Regions from separate parts of the Homo sapiens genome. Here region 2 is linked to region 1. The links are chromatin loops, found by intact Hi-C in ENCODE. Cell type or tissue: B cell. All regions are shown on one strand.

The links. Peaks named below come from ENCODE experiments on the same cell type or tissue, not always from the same donor. Only the 100,000 strongest peaks of a DNase experiment are listed, where the experiment ranks them.
Region 2: it touches region 1 in a loop (5-fold over the local background); 7 of 110 quality-filtered maps call a loop at or near these places.

What each region holds. Positions count from the first base shown.
Region 1 is chr6:106,687,160-106,689,659 of GRCh38, forward strand. No RefSeq gene overlaps it. Among named protein-coding and RNA genes, the nearest start is that of LINC02526, 7.1 kb to the right of the region's middle. In B cell, no CTCF peak of the experiment used is centred here; DNase peaks (open chromatin) are centred at 1,204 and 1,612; H3K4me3 peaks cover 504 bases.
Region 2 is chr6:106,978,505-106,981,004 of GRCh38, forward strand. No RefSeq gene overlaps it. Among named protein-coding and RNA genes, the nearest start is that of CD24, 5.0 kb to the left of the region's middle. In B cell, CTCF peaks have their summits at 1,073 (motif pointing left) and 1,273; a DNase peak (open chromatin) is centred at 1,097.

The sequences.
Region 1 (2,500 bases):
CAGCCTTAGCATCCATTGATGACCTCGTCTCTATCAGCTACCACAGATTGGGCTGCCAAATGGTAATTATCTATTTCCATTATTCCTTCTACAATTATTAGCTGGCATTCTACTGAAAGGAAGTGTTTTCCCTTTCTCTTATTTGTTTATATAATCATGGATTCATGGATTTCTATTGTAATCAAGGTTTACAATTCTATACTCTTATTTATTTTTATGCTCAAATTGTCCTCCCTTTGGCCAGGGGATACCGCTTCAAGCTAGCTTCTATGTTCTGTCTTACCGCCTCATCATTCTTTGCACATTTTTACATTTTCTGACACAAGAGGATATTTCTGTGCCCCCAGTCCAGTGGGGGCCCGCCTTGGTATTTGGAAACCAAGATCTGAGAAGGGAAGCTTCACTTAAAACATTTTTGAACTTTGCATCTGCTCCCCAATATTTCTGTTTTCTCTAAGTTCCTTCTTGTTTCTTTTTTTCTTTTCCATGCTGGAGGCTTTCTTTAAATGCTTGGCCATTCTTGGCTGTCTATTTGCATGGGAGTGAGGCATTGAAAAGCCTGTGATTAGAAGATATGTATGGAGAAGAGAGGGAGAGGTCATTGACTGGTAGATTTTACTTTAGGGTTTTAGAGTGATCTGGCCAGGCCAATTCATTAAATTTGAGTGACAATCGATTTTTTTTCTGTTTATGGCTCGGTCAGTTTTTATCAGAAGAATCTTCCAGTCTCCTCCCTAGAAAATAGGTACCTAGATGCCAGTGTTCGTAGAGCTGAGTTGAGCAAAGAGCTAGGATCCCACACCTGTTTAGTAGATTCCTATATAATGCCCACATTCTGTATGGAACTTTCACCCTCAGCTGTGCCTGGTGTCGTCAACCCTGGAGTCCCCAAGATTCAGCCTCTTTAAAGAATGAATCTTTAAAGCAGAGGACATACAGAGCATTCAACCTAACTCTTTTACAGATTTTTAACCAGTGCTGTTTTCTGCCTGGTGCCTCTAGCTCCTGAGCTTTTTATTTTGGGAGGTTGGGGGTGAGGTGAGTGAGGCATCCTTTGGCCAGAGTAAGCCTGGTTCTAGACTTTTCCTGGGGATACATTTTGATTTTTCTTATTTCCCAAATCAGTGGTTCTCAGCCAGCGGAATTTTACCCTCAGGAACATTTGGCAATAACTGGAGGCATTTTTGGTTGTCACAACTAGGGAGGGGTGCTACTGGCATCTAGTGGGTAGAGACCAGGAATGCTGCTACAGATGCCATCTACAGTGAAACATTCTATGGCTCAAAATGTCAATAATACCAAGGTTGAGAAACCTTGCCCTAAATCATTTAGTGCAAACACTTCCAGCTTCTAGTTTTTTATGCTACTTCATTTTTTTCTTTTGTTCTCTGTTTTTCTGACTTTTAAAATCACATTGCCTTTTAAAATTATTTAATGTCATTTAGGAGTTGTTTCCAGAGGGAGTGATAGTAAACATAATTGTCTAACTGGCACATTTAACCAGAACTCCTGTGGTGGCATGTGAATTCATATTTGCAAAAGTGTTTCAATTCCTGTCTCAAACACCGGCATAGACAAATGTTCAGTGTTAGGAAGAATGTGTTAACCCAGGAGTGAAACAGAAAGCATGTGGAGTCGGCTAGAAAGGGACTTTGTGTCTTATGTAACATACAATTGCTCTGAAGGTAAGCCGTTAATTTTTTAAAATAAAAATGCAGAAATAAAAGCTGCAGGCTACAACAGTACATTCGCAGTCGAAATGTAAAAATACTTTTTTATTTTCACAGGGGCTGAACAGAATTTTTATGAAGGACATTTGGCTCCTGCACGTACATACATTATGGGTTTGTGGGGTTTTTTTTGTTTGTTTTTTTTTTAATTGAGATGGCGTCTCACTGTGTCTCCCAGGCTGGAGTGTAGTGGCACCATCTCGGCTCACTACAAGCTCCGCCTCCCGGATTCACGCCATTCTCCTGCCTCAGCCTCCCGAGTAGCTGGGACTACAGGCGCCCGCCACCACGCCTGGCTAATTTTTTTGTATTTTTAGTAGAGCCGGGGTTTCACCGTGTTAGCCAGGATAGTCTCAATGTCCTGACCTTGTGAATCTCCCACCTCGGCCTCCCAAAGTGCTGGGATTACAGGCGTGAGTCACCGCGCCCGGCCTGGGGTTTTTTTGTTAATTAAATTAAATTAAATTTGTCTGAGACAGGGTCTCACTCTGCCACCCAGGCTGGAGTGCAGTGGTGTGATCTCAGCTCATAGCAGCCTCAACCTCCAGGGCTCAAGTAATCCTCCCACCTCAGCCCCACACCACCCCAAGTAGCTGGGACTACAGGCACATACCACCACGCCTGGATAATTTTCGTATTTTTTGTAGAGATGGGGTTTCACCATGCTGCCCAGGCTAGTCACGAACCATACATTATGTTTAAACTTACCACGCGTGCCTAAGAGTCATTAGCATTTCCCATTGGTTGCTCTGGTCAGTGGTGTTGGCTTA
Region 2 (2,500 bases), 290 kb after region 1:
GGATTGCATGCATGAGCCACCGTGCCCGGAAAATGCCTACAATTTCTAAGGGCAGACCTGAGACCAGACTGGCATAGCACATAGTGGATTCTGGGGTCAAATATGGATTTGAATCCTGCACCACCACTTTCTCTTTTTTTTTTTTTTTTTTTGTAGACAGGGCCTCACTCCGTCACTCAGGACGGAGTGCAGTGGCTCATTGCAACCTTCACTTCCCTGGTTCAAGCCATTCTCCTGTCTTAGCCTCCCGAGAGACTATGTCTTGCCTACCCAATATCCACTGCACCTGGCATGCAATCAGTCCTTGCTGGTTGAATGGACTAATATTAAGGAAACAGGTTAATTTGCTTTTTAAGATAAAATAGTAAATCCTGTTTCTAGAGGAACAGAAGACACAGGGGTTAATTATTTGACATTTTTAGCACTTTTGGCAAAATAGGTATGAAATATAATGTGAATCCAATAAAGGTGTTCCATCTGTGCTTTATAGCACAAATAGTGGCTGGAATAATCAAATATTTAATATAAATTCTGTTCTACAACATGATGCAATTCTTAGTTGTGTTCATAATACTCTTTTTTTTTGAGATGGAGTCTCACTCTGTCGCCCAGGCTGTAGTGCAGTGGCGTGATCTCGGCTCATTGCAACCTTCGCCTTCCAGGTTCAAGTGATTCTCCTGCCTCAGCCTCCTGAGTAGCTGGGACTACAGGCGCGCGCCACTACGCCCGGCTAATTTTTGTATTTTTAGTAGAGACGGGGTTTCACCATGTTGGTCAGGCTGGTCTGGAACTCCTCACCTTGTGATCTGCCCGCCTTGGCCTCCCAAAATGCTGGGATTTGGGTGTGAGCCACCGCGCCCGGCCCTCTTTTCCCTCTTAATTCTGTGCCACCCTGCACTTGGTTGGCATAAATGGAATATTTCCATTTATCCGGGTCTTTCAGTGGAGCTTTGTTCTTCACTGCCAATCATGAGAAGGCAGTGAAGGTACCAAAGTGAGTTTGCATTTCTGACTGATGAGGTCCTAGGTCCAGTAGCTGCAGCATGTTCAATCAGCTGGTGGCGTCCCAGCCGGACTCTCTGTGTGGACGTGCTGCCCCCTGCTGGCCACTGGGACCTTACGCGCTCACTGTCAGGAAAACAAAAACAACTCGTGCTGAATGTAAAAAGCCCTGCATTTTGGAATCCTTATAAAGCTAATAAACCACGATGATTTTCTTTGACTGTTACTTCCTTTTTCCCCCTGTAGAGTCACTCAAATTCTCTTAACCCTCATTGAGACCAGAAAACAAATGTAAAGAGAAAGAATTGTGACTGTTTTCAGATGCAAATTGAATAATAGGATGCTTACCTCTAAGCATCCTGTGGTGTTTGAAATAAAAGAAAGAAGCAACTCTTAATCTCTTTTGCCAGAATTTAAATTTGGTGTCTCCCTTGTATTGGCAAGGATGCAAGAAAAGTCTTTCTCGTCGATGCTGATGGGATTATGGAAAGGAATTTGACATCTCTCAGTATTAAAAATGCACATTCTCCTTATTTTAAGAATTTAACCTGGCCGAGCGCAGTGGCTCATGCCTGTAATCCTAGCACTTTGGGAGGCCGAGGCGGGCAGATCGCCTGAGGTCAGGAGTTTGAGACCAGCCTGGCCAACATGGTGAAACGTTGTCTCTACTAAAAATACAAAAATTAGCCAGGCATGGTGGCACATGCCTGTAATCCCAGCTACTTGGGAGGCTGAGACAGGAGAATTGCTTGAACCCAGGAGGCAGAGGTTGCAGTGGACCGAGATCATGCCACTGCACTCCAGCCTGGGTGACAAAAAAAAAAAAAGAATTTAACCTACAGATAAATTTCTACAAATGCAGAATAATGTATGTTCAGGGATTTGTTGCAGCACTGTCATATCATGAAATATTATGAAGTCATTAAAAAGAGTAAAGGAACATAATCTATCCTACAGGGGAAAATCCAAGATAAATTCTTAAGTGAAAAAAGCAAGATACATAACTGTGTGTACAGCATGGTACTTTGTGTTTAAAAAACCAAAACTGGCCGGGGGTGGCTCACACTTGTAATCCCAGCACTTTGGGCGGCTGAGGCAGAAGGATTACTTGAGCCCAGGAGTTTGAGGCTGCAATGAGCTAAGGTGGTACCACTGCACTCTGGCCTGGGCAAAGAACGAGACCCTGTCTCAAAAAATAAATAAATAATAAATTTTAAGAATAAAAAACAAAAACCTGACAGAGAAAGTATTTCCAAAGAGATACACAAGAAATTGTCTTGGCCACTGAGAAGAGAAACTGGGTGGCCAGGGCACACGAGAATGAGATGCATTTTTCATCACGTTAGCTTGTACCATCACTCATTCACAAATAAAGTAATTTAAATAAGTTAATAAGTCAATATACTCTGTGGCCTTTACCTACCCAACTCCCACAAAGCAAATATGTGCAAAGGAACTCTCTCCAGCCCCCAAGGCCTCAGAATCACCCTCCTCCTCA